Regions from separate parts of the Homo sapiens genome. Here region 2 is linked to region 1. Evidence: read pairs that join two places in POLR2A ChIA-PET (ENCODE). Cell type or tissue: Panc1. All regions are shown on one strand. Each heading gives the region's core, and the rest is flanking DNA. Links, peaks and the distances in the headings are about the cores only.

Evidence for each region. Peaks named below come from ENCODE experiments on the same cell type or tissue, not always from the same donor. Only the 100,000 strongest peaks of a DNase experiment are listed, where the experiment ranks them.
Region 2: POLR2A ChIA-PET joins it to region 1 with 5 read pairs; 3 of 35 experiments call an interaction of 5 or more read pairs at or near these places.

What each region holds. Positions count from the first base shown.
Region 1 is chr1:6,866,418-6,872,630 of GRCh38, reverse strand. All of the region lies in intron 3 of CAMTA1 (calmodulin binding transcription activator 1), which reads right to left. Among named protein-coding and RNA genes, the nearest start is that of CAMTA1, 84 kb to the right of the region's middle. RefSeq lists an enhancer at 4,554-5,286. In Panc1, for the core only: a CTCF peak has its summit at 4,493; no DNase peak of the experiment used is centred there; H3K27ac peaks cover 677 bases.
Region 2 is chr1:6,719,199-6,725,411 of GRCh38, reverse strand. LINC01672 (long intergenic non-protein coding RNA 1672) reads right to left here and starts at 667. Exons shown (of 2, transcript NR_104620.1): 1 at 562-667. In Panc1, for the core only: CTCF peaks have their summits at 5,001 and 5,236 (motif pointing left); a DNase peak (open chromatin) is centred at 5,231.

The sequences.
Region 1 (6,213 bases), core at 630-5,629:
GTCATGAAATTGCATATGGCAGAAATCAATCTGGTATTGAGACTACCAGGGCTGGCTGACCAGGTTTTGGCAGAGACAAAAGTACATTTTTTGGTCATGTTAAATTGCTTGTTCTTAACTTATGCCTAAAATTAAAGAAATAAAATATTAAAAGAGTGGGGAAAGGTGAATTTGGGTAATGAGGCAACTTTGTATTTTTCTAGTCCTTAAATGAAATTAAAATTAAAAGTCTAAGCTTTTTCTCCCCAAAATACTTCAGAATACAAAATATAATCTGAAGATGTATAATGTGGCAGCTAAGACTAATAAATTCAAGTTGCTACTATTTCTGAAAGAAAGATAAGTTACTCTGCAGAGGAAAGGGTATGTGGTGGTGGTGGTGGTGGTGGTGGTGGTGATGGTGAGGGTGTATGTGTGATAAGGTGAGGGGCAATGGTTTGGGTGGTTTGGGAGTAGAGAAGAGGTATGGGTGTCCTGGGTGTGTGTAAGTTATACGTAAATATCAAGTTAATTCAGCTTCTGCAAAACATGAATAAAAAAGGAAATATACTGTATGGGGAAATGCACTCATTAAACTTAAATTTTAAAAGGATGAAAACACAGATTACACTTTATTTTAAAACTGAAATGAATTTTAATACAGAAAATGAAGACAGCATTTTGCAAATTTATCACTCAAAGGGGTATCTCTATTTGAGGAAATCAGCGTGTTACACTTTGAAAGATGAAATGTTACAGCTTGTACACCAAAATTAAAAAATGAAATTAAATTAAAAAATGAAATGGTTACCAAGGTAATGCAGGTCAGGGGATCAAAGGTGAAGGGTCACACATTATTAAAAAGAAATCCAAAAGGACGGCTGCATCATGATCTCTGCAAAACAAAGGAGCTCCAGTAAGTAAAACTAGTATCTCTGAGAATTTAAAATCAAGCTCTTGAAAAGATTCCACTGTAACTGAACCCCATCATTCCTGATGTCGTGTAGAGCCATTTTTATTTACATACAAAACCACACTTTCATTACCTGTTACCAACAATTTTTTTTTAATTTAACCATTCAATCATTAAAACCTAAAATATCTTCAACTGAAAGTGACCAAAAGTGCTGATATTTCAATTTGACCCCATAACCTGTTTTCTGGAAATGACAGTGTTTGATAAGTTGCCAACATATCAGAAATCTAATGTGGTCACAGCATGGTGAGTTTTTCCTCTCCTCAAGGAATGAGTTCCAAAATTGAGTTTTTGCAAATTTGTTTCATTTGAAGTAGCTGCATAAAATTTCCATTATTGGAACATTTAGTATAACAATGTTCTAGAAGACAGCAATAAAGTGATACATGATAAAATAAACCGTGTAACTATATCTATTAAGATGTGGTCTCACATTCAACTTTCACTGCACAGGGGAAAAAAAAGACATTTTAAGCAAAATAACTTGCTAGTTCTACTGGAATTACACAGAATTAATAGGGGCTTGACACGAGGAATATCTACAAGGGTTTTTTGTTTTGTTTTTCCTGTATCTGACAGGCTTCATTTCATCAATAAGTGTTATTATTTACTCACTTTTCCCATTAACAAACTAAAGCAGTTTATGTTTTTTAAAAGGATAGACCTATGGTTTTGTTTTGAAACATGAAGCTACCACCCAAATCATGACAAACTTTGCAGTAATGGTAAGCACTATAATTAATGGTTATACTAAATAATTTCAGTATTCATTTCACTAGTATATAAAATGAACAGTATCATAACACAATCATCTTTAGTGTCTCCTGTCTAAAAATTAAGCTTTAGCAGGCTATATGCTCCCTGGTTTAGGGATCCAAATTCCTTAGTGCTTACTAGACAGCAGATTCTACAAAGCAGTGTAAATGATGGCCTGCCATACAGAAGAGTAAATGGCAGGAGCATAACCAGGAAAAAGAACTTAGTTACCATTCTTTTTACAAGAGTTCCCACTTGCCATTTCTTCTTACATTCTCCTACTTCAGCTGTAGCCCACAATAAATTTAACATTTGAGTTAACCTTGTTAAAACTAAATTCCAAAAACACTTAGATATTAAAATATAGACAACTTCCAAAAGGATTTTATTAAAAGAAACAGAATATTCTTTCTAGAGGCTTACGGCAATCAATAAATAAACAAACTCTATAAATGCCAGATGTTTGTTCCTGTGATTAGGTTTTGTTAAAATAACTTGCAGAGCTCATGCACTCGGTCCGAGTGTTAGTGCCCTAAAGCCATGTTTCAAAAAACACAATGTTTTTTTTTTAAGTTGCATAGCTACTGAAAAGTAAACTTGCATTTCATTTCTCTGGAATGCTCATCTCACATAAAGTCTGTCACATATGTGTTTGTTGCTCGGAGGCATGCAAGTAATTTTGAACACTGCAGAAGGAATCAACACCCCATGAAAACAATGCATACGTTGTTTTAGTAGCATCATTATTTAGACCATTTCAGCATGTTTGTAACAAAAAACAAGAAGCGAGTAGTGTAACACGAGTCAAGTTCTGTTTCCCAAAAATATTTTGCATTAAAAAGGGGAAAAAGTAAACCGGTTCAAATCAATTATCTCTATGTACCTCCTTCATTACTAAAACATGTATGTATTAAATAACAATCTCTTCTTGACATCAAGATGATGCAGTATTCACAGATGCTTTTTTAAAGTCTTCTAAATCATCTTGAAAATTCACCAACTCACACACTAAAAAATGTTAGCCCAAATCTTCTATCAGCTTAATCTCTGCCAAAAGTTTCAGACACCAGACTACCTGAACGTGACGTCCAGGCAGGAATTGCTCTGAGTGCCTGAATATTACAACCAACCAAATTCCCACGTGGGAATGAAATCAATCGCCTCACCTAAATACTTAGTGGTTCTGACAAAATGGCTCCAAATGAAATGGTGCCAATAACAACATTTTAGGTGATTTCAAAAAAATCTGCAAAGGATTTTAGCTAATGTTTTCTACATGAGTTTGCTATTTAGGGAGGGGAAGGTAAAGGCTACTAGGAGTTTACTATGTCCCTCACAGTCAAGGAACCTGGAATATAATTTAATAAGTAAAAAGAAGGCTAGAAGCCATCCAAGGGGCAATGCAACCCTAGGGAGTAACTAATTCCACTTAAATTATGACAACAAAGAGCTGATTCTGAGTCCGGTCTGTTTGCTGAGGCAAGTATATAAGCCACACACATTTTCCCACAGAAATAATGCTGTAAAGAGGAATTAGACTTGACAACTGTCGATTTAACCTGAACTATTTGAGGTTATTGGGCCTGAGTAGCTTCTCTCCCCATCAAGGGCTGGCCTAAGTCTTAACTTTGGATACAAAGCCCTCTCTTCAGAACCTCCTGTCTTCCTGCCCCACTCCCAGGCGCCAGCAGCAGTGCTTCAGGATCCAAGATTATCCATCTTCCTCTCTCTTCCAGAAGCCTCCCTTTCTTCAATAAGGCACAGTCAGCTCATGACTATGAATGGACTGAATTAATACACACCAGTGCATGAACAGACTGAGCCTGAGGGGTTTTCATTCACCCCAAACAAATCCCCAACTGGCAGAACTACCAGGTATTTTTAAATCAAAGAGTACAGAAAGCTAGTCTAGCTCAAGGAAGACTTTTTACATTACAGCTTGTCTCTTTGTAACTAGTAAGTGAATTAGACAGGAAATACTCAAAGACCCTAACCAACCCCCAAAACCTTGCATAGGATACAAGCTATCCTTAATCTAAAACTGGAAATCTACTCTACACTGCCCTATCTGTGAGTTACATGGAGGCTGAAAGAAGAAACACACCAAGTTTCACTTTCACAAGTCCATCAAGTCATCAGTGTTACAGCAAAGAATATTCTTCTAGGGAAATTATCACCCATATTAAGCTCTAACTACCTGGACAACATTTTATAGGGATACCTTTTCCAACAAACTCAATTTGTATTCTATGTTAAAAATCTTCCCCCCTCCCTCCCTGCCCCACACCAAGGAGTAGTACTTTAAGCACAGGGAATTGGTTCACTTCTCAACTAAACAGACAAAGAACAAAGAATGTCATTTCTAGTAAGGTTAAATCATGACAGAAATGCCGCCATTTTCACCTCAGGCATATTACTTTCAAAACAAAATACATGGAAGAACTGTAAAGAAATGAAAAACAAAGAGCCAAGAAAATGCAGAGTCATAGAAGCTAAAAGGAGACAGCTGAAGAAACCCATTAAAATAAAACCCTATACAGTCGTTTTTTAACCCTATACAGTCGTTTTTTGTTTTGTTTTGTTTTGTTTTGTTTTGTTTTTAAAAAAAAAAAAAAAAGAGTCTCGCTCTGTCACCCAGGCTAGAGTGCAGTAGCAAGATCTTGGCTCACTGCTGCCTCCGCCTCCCAGGTAAAACTTTACACATTCTACTAACTCTTTACAAGATCGCTGTTAACTCAACATTATATAATGCTTTCTGCAGCAGAAACTAACCTCAGCAAGTATATTCAACAATTAAAAAGAACTACCCAGGCCAGGCACGCTTCTGTGGCTCACGCCTATAATCCCACCACTTTGGAAAGCAAAGGCAGGAGGATCACTTGAGCCCAGAAGTTTGAGACTAGCCGGGCAATATAGGGAGATCCCATCTCCACAAAAAATTAACATTAGCTGGGTGTGGTGGTACATGCCTGCAGTCCCAGCTACTTAGGAGGCTGAGGCAGAAGGAACACAAGCCCAGGAGGTGGAGGCAGCAGTGAGCTGAGACTGTGCCACTCGCTGCATTCCAGCCTGGGTGACAGAGCAAGACCCAGTCTCTGGGGGAGGGAAAAAAAAGAAAAAAAAAGAGGTGATTACAATGAGAGCAAAGTTTATTATTTTTAATCTATAAATATAAATAAATCAATCACCAGCATGCCATTCAACAACAAAAAAATGCACTTGAGCTATGTATACACTACAGTTAGTGGGGATTACATTTTTATTACCATTTCATGTTAGAATTCATGTTAGTCTTTCTAGCATGATAAAAATGCCATCTATTGAAAAACCAAAGAAAAGCGCAGCCTTTGGCTTTCATGTCTGTAGCTCACCCGCAAGTGGCCGGCAGGTGCTGTCCTCCCTTTCTCTCCCTCTCCTGCCAGCAGGCACCATCTCCACCTCTATTCCAGCCTTTCCGAAAATATATTTCCTGTCAAACTCTTCCAAGATGGTCTGTTCAGAGAATCTGTTTCTCAAAACTTTCTATAAATATTACAGCAACCTATACCTACAATCATATTATTTCCACAATACTCCTCAAAAAGAAAAAAAAAGCGAAAACTACAAGTTAAATATCTTTCTACCTAGTATTTTATCCTCAATAATGTAACTTTTTTTTTCCCTAAAAACATCAAAGCTTTCACAAAAGGAGGAGAAGGGTGGGCAGAAGGAATCGCAAAAGGCACCAGGAAACTTTGGAGAGTGATAACATGCTCATTATCATAGTATGGTAATGGTTGTGCGGTGTATACAGATGCACACTTGCAAAATGTACAAGACAATGCACAACTTAGTATGCCAATTATACCTCAACAAAGCTGCTTAAGAATGGTGGGTGGGGAGCCTGAGACAAGAATGCTGCCCTCTCCGCGTGCTTTAGGCACGCAGCCATGCTGTGGCCATCCACACAAAGGAAGCTGAGAGATCATGGAGAAGCACACGGGAGCCGCCATCCCTGAGCTGCTTGTCTTCTTGTTACATGAGACAATAAAAGAATCCTCAATGTTTATGAATATAGAAATACATAATAAACACATAAATGCTACATATTTAAAACCCTTAGTATTGATTACTAATTTTCAAATTAGCCACAAACCTGAAATTACCATATTTTCCAAAGCAAAAGTCCGGGCACAGTCTGACATAGTTTCGCTAAAAAGAGACTATCTGAAATCAGCTTTAGATATACTCCTATTTTTGCAACTGACATGCTAATCCACAAAATATGCTTAAATTTTTTTCTTCCGATTGGCCTGCTGCATTGCACCAACTCTATCATAGTCTAGACCCACTCATTTCTCGTGCTACCCCACTACCCACTAGGGAAAAATGATCATAAAATACAAATCAAATTCCTCCCAAACACAAATAATATAAAAAGTAAAACAACAGGGAGACAAATTCACCGACTGTTGATTTTATTTCCACATTACTTGTTTTTAAACTTACTAGCCAGGCATACC
Region 2 (6,213 bases), core at 490-5,489, 150 kb after region 1:
AAAAAAATAAAATAAAGATAGGGTTGTCAGATGTCCCTCTTCTCCAGGGACAGACCAGATTCTAGCCATTGCCCTATAATTAATAGCGGCTCTTCTCACTCTGGAAAGTGTTCTAGTCTGGGTGATAACATGGCCACCCCTCTTACTCTGAAGTAAGAACTCCCAGGCAGCATCTCTTGTAAAGTAAAGATGCAGAGCTTCAGGGACTCAGAACCTCCACCTGCGCTCCTCCACTACAGGCACATCTCAGTTACTTGGACCCAGTTCAAGGATGGGTGAAGGCCTGTTTTTGCCAATGACTAAACAACCTTGGAGAAGTCTGTGCACATCGGTCGCTATGTCCTTGGTTCTGGCAGGAAGCAAATGTAAACTCCCAGTCGTGAGGGCAACCACATAGCCTTGGGTCTCCTTTCCTCCTCGACTCACTGGTTCTGACGCACTAAACAAATGATAAGCCTAGATTGCTAGTCTTTGGCTGTGATATCTCCTGCTAGAACTTCCATCTCTCCCACAGCCTACCCTGTGGGACCATCTGCTTCTTTACAGCAAATCTCACCTCACCTGTTGACATTTACATGCACATGCCAAAACTAAGAGAAAGCCTGAAGAATGTGGGACATGAGGAGCTGGGATGTTCCTGGGTCGCTCCACGCTTCATGAGTCAGGCAGGCTGGAATGTGGTTGAAAATCAGGGAGTTATGGATACACATTCCAAAGTCCCCGGTGACATGTTCAGAATGAACGGAACTCCATGACAGGCAAAAACAACAGCCCTTGTTTAATTCTGAAGTTTACATGCACATTGGCACTGTTCTATCCTAACCTTTTGTTTCCATGGAAACCATTTATGATACCACAAAAAGAGGATTCTGACCAAAGTAAGGAAGGAATAGCAGCAATGGAAACTTGCTTTCAAATGAGCTTCAGGTAGAGGGAAGGACAGGGAAAAAAAAAAACAAAGAAACAAAATGTGGAGCCTGATACGGTTTGGATTTGTGGCCCTGCCCGAATCTCATGTCAAATTATAATCCCCAATGTTGGAAGATGGGCCTGGCGGGAGGTGATTGGATCATGGGGGCAAACTTCCCCCTTGCTGTTCTCGTGATAGTGAGTGAGTTCTCGTGAGATCTGGTTGTTTGAAAGTGTGCAGCACCTCCCCCTTCGCTCTCTTTTCCTCCTGCTCCAGTCACGTGGGACGTGTCTGCTTGCCCTCCACCTTCCGCCATGATTGTAAGTTTCCTGAGGCCTCCCAACCATGCTTCCTGTACAGCCTGTGGAACCGTGAGCCAATTTAACCTCTTTTCTTTATAAATGACCCAGTCTCAGGTAGTTCTTTATAGCAATGCAAGAACAGACGAATACAGAGCCATGCCCAGAGCTATTGTTAGGGAGAATGACTCTCTCCGGATGCCCTAGGATGGATGTTTGTGGCCCACTCCTACCAGAGTTGATTCTGACGATCTAGCTGGCTGAGTAACCCTTCCAAAAACTGCTTTACCCTTATGTTTTCTTTTCTCAAGAAAAAAAGTGTTGTTCAACCAAGGGGAAAGCACTCTCTGTTGTAACCCAAGCATGCAGAGGCATGGGGTGGAGGAGCAGACGTCACCTAGAGTATTAGTTTCCTGAGCCTGCTGTAATAAACTTGGTAGCCTAAAACAATAGAAATTTATTTTCTTACCGCTCTGGAGGTCAGAAGTCCAAAATCTGGGTGTCAGTAGATCCACGCTCCCTTTGAAGACTGTAGGACAGACTCCTTCCTTGCTTCTTCTGGTATCGGTGACTTGTTGGCCTGTGGTTGCTTCACTCCAATCTCTGCCTCTGTCTTCTCATGGCCGTCTCCCCTGTGTCTGTGTCTCAAATCTGCCTCTACCTTTTTCTCATAAGGACACCTGTCAGTGGAGCTAGAGTCCATCCTCAATCCAGAATGATATCAAGATCCTTCATTACATCTGCAAAGACCCATTCTCGAAATACGGTCCCTTTCTCATGTTCTGGGGGTTAGGACTTGGACATCACTTTTGGGAGCCACGATTCAACCCACTATACCCATATAACAGGAGACTTTGCCGTGGCAACTATAAAAATTCACATTCCATTTTGGGAGGCTGAGGTGGCAGATCACGAGGTCAGGAGACCTTCCTGGCTAACACGGTGAAACCCTGTCTCTACTAAAAATACAAAAAAAATTAGCCGGGCGTGGTGGCACACGCCTGTAATCCCAGCTACTCAGGAGGCTGAGGCAGGAGAATTGCTTGAACCCAGGAGGCGGAGGTTGCAGTGAGCCAAGATCGTGCCACTGCACTCCAGCCTGGGCGACAGAGCAAGATTCTGTCTCAAAAAAAAAAAAAAAAAAAAAAAAATTCACATTCTGAGCACCAAATGGGAAACCCCGTAGGTCTTGAAGCTTTGGCCAATTTCGGAAAAATTGCATGAGCAGTTCCTACCACTCCAAGACCTGGGCACGGCAGGGAATCTGGGGCGTTGCCATGGTGATTCTAAACCTTGAAACTTTTGTCTTTTCATATTGTTTGCAAGGAACTAGTTACTCAAACCTCATATGAAATGCAGGAATCCAACAGATAGGCTGTTTCTAGAGTAAGCTCATTGCTTGGAGTGAGAACTCCCCTCTGCCTTCATTGAAGAAACAGCACCTGTGACGTTCTTGGGATTCTCCCCAATGACCACCATACTAGGCTTAGCAACAACCTTAAACTTTCAATATAATCAGACATACCTGAGAGTGAGGAGGACAGACGAGGTAGAAGAGAAATGCTCCAACACAGCCCTCCACCACTCCTATTCAGAAGAAATTTTGAAAATGCTTGAAGGAGGCCAGGCACAATGGCTCATGCCTATAAGTCCCAGCATTTATAGAGGCTGAGGCAGGTGGATTACTTGAGCTCAGAAGTTCGAGGTCAGCCTGGACAACATGGTGAGAACCCGTCTCTATAATTAAAAAAAAAAAAGAGGCCGGGCACTGTGGCTCAAGCCTGTAATCCCAGCACTTCGGGAGGCCAAGGCAGGTGGATCACCTGAGGTCAGGAGTTCGAAACCAGCCTGGCCAACATGACAAAACCCCATCTCTATTAAAAATACAAAAATTATCTGGGTGTTGTGGTGTGTGCCTGTAATCCCAGCTACACAGGAGACTGAGGCAGGAGAATTGCTTGAACCCAGGAGGCAGAGGTTGCAGTGAGCCAAGATCGTGCCACTGCACTCCAGCCTGGGCCACAGAGCGAGACTCCGTCTCAAAAAATAAATAAATAAATAATAAAAATAAATTTTAAAAAAGAAAGAAAATGCTTGAGGCTGGGTGTGGTGGCTCACACCTGTAATCCCAGTAACATGGGAGGCCCGAGGTGGGAGAGGATCACTTAAGGCCAGGAGTTCAAGACCAGCTGCAGCAACCTAGTGAGACCTCATCTTTATTTAAAAATTAAAAAATTTAAAAACAAAACTCTTGACTCTACTAAGATACTGTTGGTAACACGGACAGTGAGTGAAAAGCCTCTGTATGAACAGCTTATCATGATTGGCATGACTCTGCCACCCACATCTGTATTTATAAGCAGCTACAGAGGGCCAGGTGGCAGGTGAAAGCTTGTTTCTCCAGGAAACAACAAACTCAGAGAAGCCGTGGCTTTTGTTGAATCTTCCTGGAACTGTCATGCAGGAAAGCCTGGGAAAGGGAAGATTTGGGTAAGTTCATCAGAGTTTCAGTCTGGACAGGATTTTGGCTGCAGATTCTCTTGGTAATTTCCTTTTACATGAGGTAAAAACGTGAGTGACTTTCCTCATGTTAATACATCCATCACCTTCTAGATCCAGCATCCTGCTTCCAGTAGCGTGCTGGGGCCTCCTGTAGCATGCTGGGGCCTGAACACATGGTCTGACTTCGCAGTCATGGCACTGAACCCCTGAGAACCTACCAAAAAGGAGGGTGCAGAGGAAAACCCTCTCCTTGATGGTGTCCCGCATGGCAGAAACAGGCTTTGCTCCTGGAATACTTTCAGGCCCAGGATCATCTTCACAATGAAAAACCAAGACTAGGCCCGGGCGTGGTGGCCCATGCCTGTAATCCCAGCAATTTGGGTGGCCAAGGCAGGCGGATGGCTTGAGCCTAGGAGTTTGAGACCAGCCTGGCCAACATAGCAAGACCTTGTCTCCACACAAAATGCAAAAATTAGCCAGGCGTGGAGGCATGTGCCTGTAGTCCCAGCTACTCAGGAGGCTGAGATGGGAGGATTGCTTGAGCCCAGGAGGTGGAGGCTACAGTGAGCCAAGATCACACCATTGCACTCCAGCCTGACAGAGTGACAGAGACACTGTCTCAAAATAAAAAAATACAAAAAGATAAACCAGGACTGGGAAAACAGAACTAAGGTGGTATGCCCACTTATTGTGAGCCTTCTGGAAGGAGGTCGTGCACTTTTGAAAAGAACCAGAGAGGCCAGGCGTGGTGGCTCATGCCTGTAATCCCAGCACTTTGGGAGGCTGAGGCGGACAGATCACCTGAGGTCAGGAGTTCAAGACCAGCCTGGCTAACATGGTGAAACCCTGTTTCTACTTTAAAAAAAAAAATACAAAAAACATAGCCAGGGCCGGGCACGGTGGCTCACGCCTGTAATCCCAGTACTTTGGGAGGCTGAAGCAGGTGGATCACAAGGTCAGGAGTTCAAGACCAGCCTGGCCAACATAGTGAAACCCCGTCTCTACTGAAAATACATAAAATTAGCCAGGCGTGGTGGCGGGCACCTGTGATCCCAGCTACTCGAGAGGCTGAGGCAGAAGAATCGCTTGAACCCGGGAGGCAGAGGTTGCAGCGAGCCAAGATCACGCCATTGCACTCCAGCCCGGATGACAGTGTGAGACTCTGTCTCAAAAAAAAATTAGCCAGACGCGGTGGTGCACGCCTGTAATCCCAGCGACTAGGGAGGCTGAGGCTGGAGAATTGCTTGAACCCGGGAGGCGGAGGTTGCAGTGAGCCAAGATTGCGCCATTGCACTCTAGCTTGGGCAACAAAAGCAAAATTCTGTCTCAAAAAAAAAAAAAAAAAAAAATGAAAAGAAAAAGAGAAAAGAACCAGAGAATCAAACACATTGTCCACAAAACAGCCCTGCTTCTGCACAAGCAGGTGATGGGGGCGCCATTTTCCTGAAACATCCCCCTTCCTATTCTAAACCTTCAAGTGCAGTCTCTTTGTACGCTTCTGTTCATTGGGACCACAAGTCTGCCCTCTGCTGGTTAAGGGACATGCAAGCATTATTACAACTGGGAAGGGGACCAGTGCTGTGGCCCCTTAACCGACATTTTTCCCAGAGGGGCAGTGATGTAGGCAGTAATGTACTTACCTCCTAACTCATAGAGACTTTATCTTAAGAGTCAGAGCTGTTGAGTGGCCGATAAAACATTCTCTACCTTCATGGGTCACAGATAACATCTACACGCCGCATATCCCAGGGAATTCTAAAATCAAGCTGGTGTTATCACACCTATGGCTAAAAGTCCTCTGAAACATCATCATATAAGTTAATCTCAAAGAGAAAACATAAATAAACCAAGGAAACATAAAAACAGTCATTGAAAGATACAAACCTGAGTCTGAATCCTGGTCTTTCTATTTACTAGCTCCGTGAGCTGGAACGAGTACTCAACCTCTTTTTTTTTTTTTTTTTTTTTTTTTTTTGAGACACGGTCTGAACTCTGCTTCCTAGGCTGGAGTGCAGTGGGGCGATCTCAGCTTACTGCAACCTCCGCCTCCTGAGCTCAAGGGATCCTCCCATCTCAGCCTCCCAAGTAGCTGAGACTACACACAAGCACCACCACGCCTGGCTAAGTTTGTATTTTTTGTAGAGACGGGGTTTTGCCATGTTTCCCAGACTTGTCTCAAACTCCTGGGCTTGAGCGATCTGTCCATCTCAGCCTCCGAAAGTGCTGGGATTACAGGCATAAGCCACTTCGCACTGTTATTCAACTTCTCTAAACCCCAGTTTCCTCAACTGTAAAATGAGGCTGTCTATAATTACATCAGATAATTGTTGAAAAGATTAAATGAGATCATTAATCAGGTAGCACAGTGCAGTATCTGGCACATTGTAAGCATTCTTTAAATCAGGGGTGTCCCGTCTTTTGGCTTCCCTGGGCCACATTGTTAGGATTGTCTTGGGCCACACATAAAATATACTAAACACTAACAATAGCTGATGTGCTTCA